Linked DNA regions of Homo sapiens: region 2 is linked to region 1. A link is an interaction called in ENCODE POLR2A ChIA-PET data of the cell type or tissue named here. Cell type or tissue: PC-3. All regions are shown on one strand.

Region 1 (8,000 bases):
GACCCTTTGTGCTGCCATCTTGAAGGAGCTGGGTAGGCAAATTAGGGACAGGAGGGGCTAGGGAAGTGGGAGACGTATGTGGGAGGAGGTCGGGGAGAGGCTGGAGAGAACTATGGAAGAAGGATTTCATGTGTCTCCGTGGGGTATGAGACCATCTTCTGAATCTTCCCACCCAAATTGTCAGTATACTCAACCTTGCTCCCTGATGTCTTTGAGTGAATGGAATCTGGAGTGGAGAGGGTGGTGGCAGTTTGGAAAGAAGGATGAGGGACCAGCCCCACTGGTTACATGTGGAGAGGACAAGGTACACGGAGGAGGAAGGCAGGCCTGGCAGAGCTCAGATATCTGTGGGAGGAGGAGGCAGGTTCTTGCCTCTCTCTTCCTCTGGGAAGCAGCTTGTTTGGGAAATCCAAGCCCAAGTCCATCCAGGGCAAGTGCCTCGATTTTCCCTTGAGAGGAAGAAAAGGGCTTTCCTGACCCAGGAGGAGGAGAAGACTGAGGTCAAGTCAATCAAAGGGACAAAGCTAACCCCTATGCCATCAAGAATGTATGTGCAGTGCTGAGTACTATTTTTTGGATCTGAGTTGTGCTGAGTGTTGGTTTACAGAGCTCCAGAACCCCCAAGTGTAGAATGACTCATTCACCGATGTCATGTGTGTAGAGAAGAGATCTGCAAGCCTGGAAGATTCACCTCTTCAGGCTCTTGTTCTCTGTCCCACCAGCCTAGTAATATGGGCAGGTCTTAACTTTATAAAGAGGCCCCACCAACCACAATTCCATGCAAAGCTTGCTGCAGAGACCCAACTCTGAGGGTAAGGACCCCAGGCCAGACAGCAGACAACTGGGCATCTCTCTTTCTCTCTCATTTCCTCCTCCTCCTTCTCCTCCTCTTCCTCTTCTTCCTCTTCCTCCTCCTGCTCCTCCTCCTCTTTTTTTCCCCCAGTCTGAGCCCTCACTCCCCACCAGCTAACTAGCCCAGAGCAAGCAGCTAAATATAGTTCCTTATTCTTTGACTCGTAGAAATCAGCCACAAACTGTCTGTCAACATGAATTTCTCAGCTCAGTTGTTCTAGCCATGAGCAGCTGCTGCTCCTGATACTTCACCGGGCTGCTCTCAAGTTCATCTTTGGTGGGGTCTGCATGGAAGGAAAACACAAATTTGAGAGGGCAGCTTTAGAAAGTGTGAAACGGGCATAGACTTTGAAATTGGAGAGACAGGAACCAAATCTTAGCTTGACCACTTCCTAGCTGTGTGATCCTCTGCTGGCTCAATTATTGAGCTCTTACTTAGATTCTGGGAGATGCTCTAAGATCTTTCCAATAAATTCTCATTTTTGCTCAGGCTAATGTGAGTTGGGCTTCTGTCACTTGCAAGCTGAATAAGAACTTGCTTCTCAACCCCTTGGGTCCTCTGCTGATGGCCTCTTCCATCCATCCTCACTCACATGTTCCATTCCCACATTTTGTAATCTCTTACCCCTAAAAAGTTCCAAAGCTGTTTTCTTTCTCTTTTACTTTTAAGAAAGATTTTTTTCAAGTGTAACACACTTACTGTATAGTCTCAATTTGTTGGGGTATAGACGTGAAATTGTTTTCTAACTTCCCTGAGCCTCACTGTCTTCATCTGTACAATGGGACTACTATTGCCTGGCTCACAGGACTGCTAGTACGGTCAACCAGGAGCCTAGATGGAAAGCTTCTAGCCCAGGCCTGTAACAGTGGGAGGGCTGGGTAGCTGTCCATTCCTCTCCCTATGTGGAAAGTTATTCTTTACCTATCAAACAGTAGAACAGAGGCTAGAATTATAATGCCTGCCCCCAGAAAGTGGCTTTATTGAGATGTACAAAATATTCTACATTAATTTTTATTTCATTCTCACATTTATTGAGATGAACAAAATCAGTGTTATGGATTGTTATAGACACAGTATCTGTCCCTGTGCCCTGACCCTGACTGTGGGGCTGTCAAATGTGCTTCCTGGGGAACCAGATACACCAGACACACCACACACACACATAAACACACACAGGAACACATGAAGCCAAGCAAATTCAGAGACAATTTGATGAGTGTAACACACACACAGGAGGGTATATGCACATTTGTGAGTGCACTGCAGGCCCATGGCTGGATGAAGCATGGGAAATGGGGGAATCCACAGGGCGCACGTAGCCCGCCAGTCCTGGCTCTCAGCGCTCTCCTTCTGGGCCAGGCCTGGGCCATGCTTGTGTTGAGAGGCTTTGGCGCCCTCTGCTGACTGCGGTCCTCCCTGCAGCCCTCTCCAACCTAGCCAGAGCAGGTGCAGCAGGCCCAGGGAAGCCAGGCGTCTAGGAAGGGGGAAAACCAGAAGGGAAGAGACTGAAAGGAGGTAAAGAATGGAGGGAGAAGAGAACCAGAGCCTATACTGTCCCCAAAGCCACCAGGATGGAGGACCCAGCTATGCAGCCACTCACTGACCACAGCAGCTGCTTACAGACAGGAGCATCACCTCCCAGGTGCTCATGATGACTGTCTAGAGACCCTGTGGTGGCACAGCTGGTGGTGTGAAGGGCACAGGCCCCAGAAAGTTCCTCAGGCTCTGGCTGTGATGCCTTGTAAGTCCATGTGGCAGAACCATCAACCAGACCAGTGAACTTTTCCACCTCCTCTGGGAATGCCCAGGGCCAGACCTTCAATCCTGCAGGCTAGGGAGCTTGATGATGGCAAACATGGACTTGGGAACCAGACTGACCTAGGCAGAGTGCCTGCACTGCCTCTCACTAGCTGTGTGACCTTGGGCTCCTAACCTCTCCCTGTCTCTGCATCCTCGTCTGCAAAGTGAGGGGAGTAAGACAGCTGCAGTCAGGATGAAATAAAAATCCATGTAAAGGCCAGGCGCAGTGGCTCACACCTGTAATCCCAGCACTTTGGGAGGCCAAGGCAGGCAGATCACTTGAGGTCAGCAGTTCGAGACCAGCGTGGACAACATGGTGAAACCCTGTCTCTACTAAAAATACAAAACTTAGCTGGGTGTGGTGGCACGCACCTGTAGTCCCAGCTACTCCAGAGGCTGAGGCAGGAGAATTGCTTGAACCTGGGAGGTGAGGTTGCAGTGAGCCAAGATCATACCACTGCACTCCAGCCTGGGCGACACAGCGAGACTCCATCTCAAAAAAAAATCCACATAGAGTGCAGCCCAGGGCCTGAGGCAAAGTGCATAATAAATGCTAGCTACTAGCATTACTGTTGTGGTGGTTGTTGCCCTTGCCACGGGCTTCACGAGAGATGAAGGACAGAGTTTCATCAGGGCCTCTGCAGCTGGCATGACTCCTGGGAAGTGGAGGGAAGGTGGGATCATCAGAATCTCATGTTTGCGTAAGGCCATGATGTCAGGCTGTTAGATTCCTGTTAGGAACACCTGTCCCAATTGTCTGACCTTCTTTCTTCTAGGGTGGCATAGCCCTGTTCCTCTGCAGGACTCATCACAGCCAGGGAGGCCCCTCTTCTGGTGTTTTCAGACTCAAGGACACCGAGACTCACTTCTTTCTCATGACATAACCTCCAAGTTACAACACTCAGAAGCTGTCAGTGGTCATATTTTCTGTCTTAGACAAAACCAGTCTTCTGGGAAAAGAACAAATGAGGCTGATCTGCAGCAAGAAGCAAAAACAAGAACCTGGTGGGGCTGCTGTGGCTTGCAAATCCCTGGTTCCAGATGTCTCTAAGGCCCACCCACATCCCCGCCCCTCTGCTGGCTCAATTATTGGGCTGTTTCTTAGATTCTGTGAGATGCTCCAAGATCCTCCAATAAATCCTCATTTTTGCTCAGGCTAGTGTGAGTTGGGCTTCTGTCACTTGCAAGCCAGAGAACAAGGACTAGCTTCTCGACCCCCTGGGTCCTCTACTGAAAGTCTCTTCCATCTATCCTCACTACCCACATGTTCCCATCCCACATTTTTGCAATCCTCTACCCCTAAAAAGTTCCAAAGCTGTTTTCTTCCTCATTTAAGGACTTTTTTTCAAGTGTAGCACATTTTTTGTAGGGCCTCAATTTGTTAGGATGTAGACGTGAAATTGTTAATAATCTCCCCTCCAACACACACACACAGTCAACTGTGCTCTATTGAAATCCCTTTCCTACTGGGTGGTAGGGATCTTAATGACATCGTGGCTGCGTCCCACAACTCCGCCGTCACTTTCATCTACTAGAACTGTCTCATTTCGTTAATCAAGACTTCCTGTTTGTCTCTCCTGCCATTCCCACTTCTGCCCAGATGAGAGTGGTGACTGGCCCTCCCCCACCAACAAGGCCACAATGGAGGGGAGCATCCAGCTCCAGATCCGCCTCCCTATCACTTTTCTAGTCTCTCAGTGACTGCGGGGCCAGGAGAGGGACTTGGAAGCAACTCTCACATGTCCTCTCCTAGGTGGATTGTCACTGCTTCTCTGGCTACTCCACTCCCTCCTCTCTGCCCTGGTGACTGTCTCGTGGACAGCCTGTGCATTCTCTCAAGCCCTAGAGAGACGCCCTCATGGGTGGGACACCAGCTTGTCCACTTGAGCCCAGCCACCTCACACAGCTCTCTCTCTCCACTCCACCATCTGTCTTGTATTGCCCTCTTCCCCAACTCAGGCAGCTCAGAGGTATACAAGGGGGTTCACAGACTAAGCAGATGCCCCCCTGGGGGATGGTATGCTTGTCTCTCCTTACAAGAAATTATCTTATGTTATCAGGGAGGAAAGGCACCCACCCCACCCATCATCTCCCGTGAAGAGGGGAGCAAGCAGCCTCTACCACAAACACTGCCCTCCCCACATGGCAACCGACCATTCCATCCCCTGCTCCTCTTCCAGTCACTGTGGGAGGTGGTGGTGGTTGATGAGAGAAGAGCCATCAGCCCTGCGGGAGGGAGATGGTACTAGCTGCTGACCACCCACTGACAACCCTCTGAATGCAGAAGGCAGGGTCCCCAGTGCCTTTTGTACTCAGCTTTGGGTGTTAGCTGCAATTCCAGAACAGGAGGAAGAGTCCCACACAATATCCTGTTATGCTGGTGCAGAACTCTCCTCCCTCCCAGATCCCAGCTGAATTGATCAAAAGACTAGGAAAGAAGAGAACGCCTGTTGGCCTGGACTGAAAGCCAGAGAAGGTACATTCTCGTGCCAGGAAAGCTGGGGATTGCTGTAAAGTGTGCAAGATACAGATTAAAGGAAGACCTCAAGGGCTGATTCACAACTCCAATTCTTGAGAAAGCAAAACTATACTATGAGAAGTAGATGAGGTCCTGGCAGAATGTACTGACCCTAAATTAGGGCAGATGGTGGGACACGGGGCTTGCAGGGCATCTTTGGAAAGCCCTTTCCATACTATCAACTGCCTTGGGAAGGAGCTGACTGGGAGGTGGGCTGGGGTGGGGGTATGTGGTTGCCATGTCAAGTAGGTAACTGAGCTGGGTGGGGTGGGAGGAGTTCCTCCCTCAATCAGGTTCTCTCTAATACCGTGTTCCTCCTTTCCTGTTAGTGGGGGCAGAAGTCTTATCATAGCTATGTTGAATACCTACAGGAACAGCCAGGAAACCCTGGACGCTGGGCAAATAGACCTGGCCCTTGGTGCAGAGGAGGCAAGGTTACCTGCTGGACCTGGCCCCAGCCAACTCCCACACAGTTGTCCCAGCTAGATCCCTGAGCTGGTAATGGCCCTTGGACGCTCTACCTGGAGTGGGGAAAGAACGGAACACTTGCACACAAACACACACACAAACCTGCAGCCAGCTCAACTACTGGCTGGTGCCTCTGGTGACAAGTGGGGAGACATGTCACAGACAGTTTGTGTTCATAGCCAACTGGTGATGTGAAATTGCATTAACCAGTCCTAAAATATGACAGGACAATTGGAGCAACATCCAGACGAAGGGTGACCTAAAGAGAATCCATTTCCTTCTCCTTGTTTGGGGGAAAATAGTAAGATTTTATAAAACACTCACTTTTAGCTCGGTGCGGTGGTGCCTGCCTGTAAATCCAGCTGCTTGGGAGGCTGAGGCCAGAGGATCACTTGGGGTCAAGAGTCCGAGGCCAGCCCAGGCAATATGGTGGGACCCAGTCTCTAAATAAATAAATTAAAAAAAAATAAAATTAAAAAAAGTTTAAAACACTCATCTTTAAAGTAGGAGTACAGAGAAAAGCAAACACACACCCCCACACACAAACCCACATGCACACACATATACTTGGAAATACACAGAGCCTTTGAAAAGACTCTGCATGAGGCAAGAAGAGAACGTGGCCCTAAAAGGGCAGAGAAAAGTAATTCCTTTGAAAAGATTTATCACATAAACATAAATAACTTGCAGACCACATCTGTTCTGTACGCAATTCATTTAATTAAAGTGCGCACTCTAAGAAATGAGAGTTGAAAAATAAGATGGAAAGAATGAAATGAGAAGGCTGCTGACTGAGAGGCAGGTGGAAATCAAAAACAAACCAGAGGAGAGAAGGAAAGACTGCAAAGAAACTAAAAATGCAGTAGAATTTTAATTTCCATCAAGATGGTAAAGAACAGAATTGGAACTACAGAAAATGGAATCTGTAAATGTGAAGGACAGATAGGAGAAGTTCTCTGAGACTGCAGAGGAAAAGCACAACAGGATAAAAAACAGAGAGACAACATGATAGGTATCCGGGCTTACAGAAGACACTAAACAAATGAAATAAAAGCAAGAATCACAGGAGAAAGATGTCCCTGAGCTGATGAGAAGCCTGGGCTTATACATTTAAAAGATTCCTCCTTAAGTCAAATTAATAAAAATAAATGAACACTTAGAAATGCCATGTAGAATTTTCAAATTGCAAGGGTAAAGAAAGAATTCTATCAGCACCCATGCAGAGAGAAATATGGAGAAATATCTGCAACATTCATTTTTGTTGTTGTTGTTGCTGAGACCGGGTCTCACTTTGTGGCCCAGGCTGGAGTGCAGTGGTGCGATCACAGCTCACTGCAGCCTCAACCTCCTGGGCTCAAGTGATCCTCCTGCCTCAGCCTCCCAAGTAGCTTGGGACTACAGCCATGTATCACTATGCCCAGGTAATTTTTTTGATTTTTGTAGATATGGGGGTCTCACCATGTTGCCTAGGCTGGTCTTGAAATCCTGGGCTCAGGTGATCTTCACACCTTGGTCTCCCGAAGTACTGGGGTTACAGGTGTGAGCCACGACACCCAGCCCAACATTTCTTAAAGTGTATAATTGGAAGAGAGAGTCCATGGAATTTTGTTAACTATTTGTACTGAGGAAAAAAGTTTCTGTCATAAAATAAGCTTGGGAAATGCTGAATTAAACAAAACAAGATAAAACCCTATGCTGAGGCTTTCTCAGGGCTTTTAACGTATTCATGCATGTTATTAAACTGGCAATATTAGCAAGCCCAGTTTTCCAAACTTATTTGACTATGAAATCCTTTGCCATAGACTATGTGGTAAGACTGGTGTTCAATAGAACACACTTTGGGAACCACTCTTTTACAGAATTTTGAGAGATCAGTTGTGACCTTACATTTTAACAATTTGCCTGGTGCAATCATGCATGAAGACAACAGAAAAAGACTTTCCCACATGCCAGAACTTAGGACACATGCCATGTATGGCTCTACTTTTCACGGGGAAAAAGGTACTCAGAGATGCACTCTTTCCAAGCCAGCAAGAGTCAAAGTAAGTAAAATAATAGTAAGTGAAAAAGCAAGTCCTGGGCTGCAATTCTCAACTTTGGCCCATATAAAGTCTCTAAATTAAAAAAAAAAAATCCAGGCTGGGCAACATGGCAAAATCCCATCTCTACAAAAAATAAAAAATAAAACATTAGCCAGGCATGGTGGCATAAGCCTGTAGTCCCAGCTACTCAGGAGGTGGGCAGATTGATTGAGCCAGGGAGGTCAAGGCTGCAGTGACCTTGACCTGCACTCCAGCCTGGGCAACAGAGTAAGACCCTGTCTCAAAAAAAAAAAAAAAAAATCAACACAGAGAAATTGTA
Region 2 (8,000 bases), 260 kb before region 1:
AGAGATGCCTTCTGAGTATTGACATTTTCTCTTGAGAAGTGCTCCCATCTACGTAGCTCTAATTGGACCACTCCATTCTTACAAGTCCCTGTTTCCCTGTTTCGTTCAGGGGTGGTCACCAGACTCAAGCCAGGCCATCCAGAAGCCCTGGAAAATTTTTGGGTTAAAACTGAGGAAAGAGAGTCAGTTTCTCTCTTCTCCGTGTTATAAGCTATGAGATGTGAGACTTGGGGTGAAACTAGGTTTCCTCTCTACTGTGAGCTCCTCAAGGACAGAGTGTTATTTACTGCCATATTTCTCAGTGTTTAGCATAGTTAGTGGCACAAAGCAGGGCATCAAATAAATATTATACACAGTTTTGATGAGGTATAAGTGACATACAATGAACGGTGCATATTTAAAGTATTCAATTTGATATGTTTTGACATATTTATACACTCTAATAAACAGATTTTCAGATTGAATTAAAAAAATAATACCCGACTATATGCTGTCTCTGAGATAGCCATTTCAAATATGAAGCCACAAATAGATTTAAAGTAGGAGAATTGAAAAAGTATCCCATGCAGACATTAATTAAAGAGAAGCCAGAATGACTGTATTCATATCAAAGTGGATTTCAGAAGAAGAAATATTATCAGGGAATCATAGTGATATTACATAATGATAATGGGGTCAATTCACCAGGAGCACATAACAATCCGAAATGGTGTGTACAACAGTGCTTTATTATGCATGAAGCAGAAACTGAAATGCAAAATAGACAAGTCCTCAATTATAGCTGGCTATTTTAACACCTTTCTTTCAGTGATTGATAGAAAAAGTAGACAGAAAATCTGTAAGGATATGGGAGACATACAACACAATCCATCAACTGGATCTAATAGCATCGTCTACCTAATAATAGCAGAATATGCATTCTTTCCAGGTGCGCACAGAGCATTCACTAAGATAGGCTGTGTTCCAGACTATAAAATAAGTCTCAACAAATTTAAATTTATTGCCAGGCACGGTGGGGCATGCCTGTAGTCCCAGCTATGCAGGAGGATCCCTTGAGCTCAGGATTTGAGACCAGCTTAGGCAACATAGTGAGACCCCCATCTAAAAAAAAATAAATAAAAAGTAGTGAAATCATGCAAACTATGTTGTCTAACCACAAAGGAATATACTACTAAAAGTCAAAAAGAAAAAGATATCTTGAAAATCCTCAAAGAATTGGAAATTGAACAACACACTTCTAAAAAGAAACCAAAGAATAAATAATAATGGAAATTTAAAAATATTTTAATAGTCCATTACATTAAAGAGATGTGAAAATAAGAAAACATATTTAGGGCCAGGCGCAGTGGCTTATGCCTGTAATCCTAGCACTTTGGGAGGCCAAGGCAGGTAGATCACTTGCTCTCAGGAGTTTGAGACCAGCCTGGGCAACATGGTGAAACCCCGTTTCTACAAAAAATACAAAAATTAGCTGGGCGTGGTGGCTTGTGCCTGTACTCCCAGCTACTTTAGGGAGCTGAGGCAGAAGATTCCCTTGAGCCCAGAAGGCAGAGGTTCCAGTGAATGGAGATGGCGTCACTGCACTCCAGCCTGGGTCACAGAGTGAGACCCTGTCTCAAAAAAAAAAAAAAAAAAAGAAGAAGGAGGAGGAGGAAACATATTTAGTATACTTATATTCACATTTATCTTTTCTCTTTTCTTTCTTTTTTTTTTTTTTTTTTGAGATGGAGTCTCAGTCTGTGGCCCAGGCTGGAGTGCAGTGGCCCAGCTCGGCTCACTACAACCTCCACCTCCCGATTTCAAGCAATTCTCCTGCCTCAGCCTCCCAAGTAGCTGGGATTATAGGCACATGCCACCATGCCCAGCTATTTTTTGTATTTTTAGTAGAGATGTTGTTTTGCCATGTTGGCCAGGCTGGTCTCGAACTCCTGAACTCAGGTGATCCACCTGCCTCGGCCTCCCAAAGTGCTGGGATTACAGGCATGAGCCACTGTGCCCAGCCACATTTATCATTTCTATACTCTTCATTCTTATGTGTGGATGCAAATTTCCATCTGGTATCATTTTCCTTCTGCCTGATGAACTCTCTAAACTTTTGCCTGAGAAAGTCTTTATTTCACCTTCTCTTTTGAAACATATTTTGGCTAGGCACAGCGGCTCACTCCTGTAAACCCAGCATTTTGGGAGGCCAAGACAGGAGGCCCAGGAGCTTAAGACCAGCCTGGGCAACATGGTGACATCTCATCTTAAAAAAATAGAAAAAGGAGAGAAAGAAAGGAAGGAAGGAAGGAAGGGTATTTTTTTTTTGTCAGGTATAGAATTCCAAGTTAACAGATTCTTTTTTCAATTCTTTAAAGATGTCATTCCATTATTTTTTGCTTGGCATAATTTCGGTGAAAATTCTACTATAATCCTTGCCTTTGTTCCATTGAACATAATACGTCGTTTTTTTTCTGGCCGCTATTCAATTATTTTATTTATCACTGGTTTTTCAGCAATTTGATTATAATGTGCCTTGATGTTTATTGTTTTCTTTATATTTGTTCCATTTGGAGTTCATTGAGCTTCTTGGATCTATAGGTTTATAGCTTTCCTCGAATTTGGAAAATCTTATGCCATTATTTCTTCTCATAAGTTTCTATTCTTCTACCCTTCTGCAACTCTAGTTACACTTATTTTATTTTATTTTATTTTATTTTATTTTATTTTATTTTATTTTATTTTTGAGATGGAGTCTCGCTCTGTCGCCCAGGCTGGAGTGCAATGGTGTGATCTTGGCTTACTCTCCACCTCCCGGGTTCAAGTGATTCTCCTGTCTCAGCCTACCTAGTAGCTGGGATTACAGGCTCCCGCCACCATGCCCAGAAAATTTTTGTATTTTTAGTAGAGACAGAGTTTCACCATGTTAGCCAGGCTGGTCTTGAACTCCTGACCTCAGGTGATCCACCTTCCTTGGCCTCCCAAAGTGCTGGGATTACAGGCGCGAGCCACCGCGCACAGCCTGTCACGTGTATTTTAGATCACTTGTTATCATCCCATAGAATCACTAGGCTTGTGTTTTGTTTTTGTTTTGTTTTTGAGACAGAGTCTCACTCTTGCCCAGGCTAGAGTGCAGTGGATCACAGTTCACTGCAGCCTTAACTTTCTGGGCTCAAAGGATCCTTCCATCTCAGCCTCCCAAGTAGCTGGGACCATACGCTTACGCCACCACACCCACCTAATTTTTGTATTTTTTATAGAGATGGAGTTTGGCCATGTTGCCAGGCTGGTCTCAAACTCCTGAGCTCAGGTGATCCACCTGCCTCGGCCTCCCGAAGTGCTGGGATTACAGGCATGAGCCACTGTGCCCGGCCACATTTATCATGGAGGAGGGGGAGGGGGAGGGGGGAAAGGGAGGAGAAGGATCTGCCCACTTCAGCCTCCCAAAGTGCTGGGATTACAGGCGTTCACTTTTTTTCATTCTCGTTTTTCTCTGTTTTCTTCATTTTGGGTAAATATTGCTATGTCTTCACATTCACTGACCTCTTTTTTCTAGTGTTTAACCTGCTCTCAATCCAAACTTGTATAGATTTCATTTCAGATAATTGTGTTTTTCATTCTAGAAATTCCATTTGGGTCTTTTAATATATTTTCTTTGTCTCCTCGTTATTTTTATGTTTTCCTTTTCATCTTAAGCATATTTGTAAGATTTAAAAATAGCTTTAAAATCCTTGTCTGCTAATTCTATCATCTTTGTCATTGCAGGTTTTTGGCTTTTTTTTTTTTTTTTTTAAGAGACAAAATCTCTGTCTCACTCTGTCACCCAGGCTGGCGTACAGGGTGACACAATCATAGCTCACTGCAGTATCCAATTCATGGGCTCAAGAGATCCTACTGCTTCTGCTTCCTAAGTAGCTGGGACTACAAGCATGCTCTACCACACCCTGCTAAATAAAAAAAAATTTTTTTTTGGACAGGTGGGGTCTCATGATGTTGCCCAAACTGGTTTTGAATTCCTGGCCTCAAGCAATAATCCCGCCTCAGCCTCCCAAAGCGCTGAGATTACAGGCATGAGTCACCGTGCCCAGCCCATTTCTAGTATTTTCTAATGATGCATTTTTCTCTTCACTATAGGTCATCTTCCTGCTGATTTGTATGCCTGGTAGTTTTTCACTGGATGCTCTACATGGTAAATTTTACCTTGCTGATTGCTACCCTTTGTTGCTTTTCTTTAAGGAGTATTGGGCTTTGTTTGGCATGCAGTTAAACTATTGCATATCAGTTTGATCTTTTTGAGGCTTGTTTTTCTGCAGTTACGGAATCAGAACAGCCATTTTTCTAGGTGTATTTATGTCTTCTGTCAAGGCCTTCTGCTTCTGAGAATGCCCTCTATTTTACAAAGTCTCTTTACTCTGGCTCATGGGAACAAAAACGAGTTCTAGCTGTGTGTGAGCTCCAGGAATTATTTGAACAACTGTTTTCCAGTGGTTTTTACCCCACCCTCCTGGAGTTTCACCCCAGGCATGTACAGATCATCACTCAGCCAAAGACTAGTTTAGAGGATCCTTTTGCAGATCTCTAGAGCTTTCTGGTGTGCAGCTTCCTCCTTCCCTGTAGGCTGCCCCACAGGTTCCACCTCAGCCTCCCCAAATTCCAGTCTCTGTCTTCTAAACTCAACAAGGCTGGTGGTTCTGGATGGGTCCCTCTCCCTGCGCTAGAGCCAGAAAACTGCCTGAAGGCAGCAATTGCAGAACTCCCAATACCTGTGCCCCTTCACTCAGGGATTGCAGTCCTGTGCTGCCCACGTTGTTTTATATATTTTGCTTGGTTTACTAGTTGTTTATAATGGGATTGCAATTTTTGTAGCACTTAATCCTTCATAGGAAGAAGTACAAGTTAGAGTTAACTACTTTTAACTGTTTCTCTTTTAGTTCTTCTACTAGTTGCTTTCATAAGGTTAAATAATATTCTGAAGCCAACATTTTTTTAATCTTTCAACTTCCTGCTATGAATGATGAAGATTCAGCCTACCCTCCACTTTCTCCATCCCTCTTCCCAGTTTGAATAGTTACGTGATGTTTTTGTTGTTGTTCTTCATTTACTGTGTTCAAGTATTCAGTAGTATACTTGACAATGTATTTCTCACGCCGTCATCTTTTTTTTTTTTTTTTGAGATGGAGTCTCACTCTGTCGCCCAGGCTGGAGTGCAGTGGTGCTATCTCGGCTCACTGCAAGCTCCGCCTCCCGGGTTCATGCCATTCTCCCACCTCAGCCTCCCAAGTAGCTGGGAATACAGGTGCCTGCCACCAGGCCCAGCTAATTTTTTTGTGTTTTTTAGTAGAGATGGGGTTTCATCATGTTAGCCAGGATGGTCTTGATCTCCTGACCTCGTGATTCGCCCACCTCCACCTCCCAAAGTGCTGGGATTACAGGCATGAGCCACTGCACCCAGTCACTCCATCATCTTTTGATAATATCTTTGGATCTTCAATTACTGTGTAAGATGAGGTTATTGGCTGGGCAAGGTGTCACGCCTGTAATCCCAGCAGTTTCGGAGGCCCAGGCAGGTGGATCACCTGAGGTCAGGAGTTTGAGACCAGCCTGGCCAACATGGTGAAACTCCGTCTCTACAAAAAATACAAAAATTAGCTGGGCTTGGGGGCGCACGCCTGTTATCCCAGCTACTTGGGAGGCTGAGGCACGAGAATCACTTGAACCCGGGAGGCAGAGATTGCAGTAAGCCCAGATGGCAGTGAGCCAAGATCACGCCACTGCTCTCCAGCCTGGGTGACAAAGCAAGACTGTCACAAAAAAAAGGTTTTTTGAAAAAAAAGATCTTGAACCCGGGTGGCAGAGGTTGCAGTGAGCCGAGATCGCACCACTGCATTCCAGCCTGGGCAACAGAGCGAGACTCCGTCTCAAAAAAAAAAAAAAAAAAAATGAGGCTAACACCCTACCCTTCCCTTCATTTCTATTTCCTGACTTCCAACTCCCTGCTTATTTAATAACCTATACCCTTTATTCCCACATTGCTGTAGTTCCTACCATTTATATTTTGCTGTGTAAACATATTTAAATCTTCTGTGCTTTGCCTAGGGATTACTTCCAAAAGTTGAAAACTAATAGAAAATAATGTATATTATTGTCATTAAGAAAATATTTACTGGCCAGGTGCGGTGGCTCATGCCTGTAATCCCAGCACTTTGGGAGGCTGAGGTGGGTAGATCACCAGGTCAGGAGATTGAGACCATCCTGGCTAACACAGTGAAACCCCGTCTCTACCAAAAATACAAAAAATTAGCCAGGCATGGTGGCATGTGCCTGTAATCCCAGCTACTTGGGAGGCTGAGGCAGGAGAATGGCTTGAACTTGGGAGGCGGAGGTTGCAGTGAGCCGAGACCACGCCACTGCACTCCAGCCTGGACAACAGAGCGAGACTCCACCTCAAAAAAAAAAAAAAAGAAAAGAAAAGAAAAAAATATTTACTGCAGAGCCAAGCTGTGTGATCAACTTACAATTCCTTCTTTATGAGGTCAATAATACAAACCCGTAATACTTGAATGAGTCGAGGTCCAATGGATTCTATTTTGCTTCATATTTGGACCATGACTTTGTTGTACACATTCTTTCCTAAAATTTCTAATTACCTTCCTCTTGTCGAGAAAACTAATGTAAGACTAAGCCACTAAGCTCTTCCAGCTTCTTATCTACCATTTTTGCTGAGAATCAATTCTACTCTTCTTCCTGAAGACATTCTTGTTGGATTCTACTGATCTGTTTTTCTTTTTCTTTTTCTTTTTCCTTTTTTTTGAGATGAAGTCTTGTTCTTTCTCCCAGGCTGGAGTTCAGTGGCACAATCTCGGCTCACTGCAACCTCTGCCTCCCAGGTTCATGTGATTCTCGTGCCTCAGCCTCCACAGTAGCTGGGACTACAAACATGCCTGCCACCACACTCGGCTAATTTTTGTTTCACCATGTTGGTCAGGCTGGTCTCAAACTCCTGACCTCTGGTGATCTACCTGCCTTGGCCTCCCAAAGTGCTGGGATTACTGGCATGAGCCACTGCACCTGGCCAACTGATCTGTTTTTCTGATATGAAATGATTGGCTTCTAGATCTGTTACAGTATGGTCTTAGTGAAACTCTTTTCCCCAGATGAGCACTACAGGAAGTATTGTAATGAACACTGGTAGATTCCCCAACTCACATCCCACTCAGAGGATTAGTCTAGATTAACAATAATAATCCCATTCATTTTGCTAGCGATTGGTTCAGAATTGTGACTCAATTCTGGCTAATGAGACACAAGAATAAATTAGCAAGGGGACTTCTGGGAAAGATTTTCGTCCCTAAGACGGGAAAAAACAGAAAACACAGTCCTTTTTCTTTGTCTGGACATTGTCATATCTAATTAGATATGACACCTGGAATTGTGGCAGCCATCTTGCTGTCAGCTTGAAGCTGAAGCCAACACTAAGGTGGCAGAACAGAGATATGGAAACAACCTGAGCTTCAGATGATATCATGGAGCTAATGACTCAACTAATTCTGGAAGCCCTGCATCTGGACTTTCTGTTTCCTTATTGCTTAAGCCAGTTTCCTGTCTCTTAGAACCAAATATTTTGTATGTAAAAAATTCTGTTAGTTTCTTGCACAATACTTTTTCTCCTCTTCTTTATTACTAGGAGAACCTCATTTTTTCCCACAGAGAGGCATTATACAAAAGAAAAGAAAGAAAGAAGGCAAGAAGGCAAGAAGGAAGGCAAGAAGGAAAGAAGGAAGGGAGGGAGAGAAAGAGGCTTTGCCCTTCAGATTCCTTTTTTCAGCTAGAGATGACTCTAAGACCCATCTAATTCTAGCGAATGAGATACAGATACAAATTTCTGAGTAGGGCCTCAGGAAAACCTTTTTAATGGGAATAAATTTGGTCTTCATACTTCCTCCTTCCTTCTCACTGAGAATGGAGATTTGATGCTTGGAATTACTGCAGCCATCTTGTGATAGGGAGGGTGAAGACCAAAT

The links. ChIA-PET counts read pairs that join two places held together with the same protein. Peaks named below come from ENCODE experiments on the same cell type or tissue, not always from the same donor. Only the 100,000 strongest peaks of a DNase experiment are listed, where the experiment ranks them.
Region 2: POLR2A ChIA-PET joins it to region 1 with 13 read pairs; 2 of 35 experiments call an interaction of 5 or more read pairs at or near these places.

What each region holds. Positions count from the first base shown.
Region 1 is chr15:73,906,222-73,914,221 of GRCh38, forward strand. It overlaps a transcript of TBC1D21 not described here. Among named protein-coding and RNA genes, the nearest start is that of LOXL1, 16 kb to the right of the region's middle. RefSeq lists a silencer at 2,163-2,282. In PC-3, a CTCF peak has its summit at 2,256 (motif pointing left); no DNase peak of the experiment used is centred here; H3K27ac peaks cover 136 bases.
Region 2 is chr15:73,643,449-73,651,448 of GRCh38, forward strand. LOC105370891 (a long non-coding RNA gene) reads left to right here. Exons shown (of 3, transcript XR_932451.3): 2 at 4,114-4,168. Among named protein-coding and RNA genes, the nearest start is that of NPTN, 14 kb to the left of the region's middle. In PC-3, no CTCF peak of the experiment used is centred here; a DNase peak (open chromatin) is centred at 3,973; H3K27ac peaks cover 2,104 bases.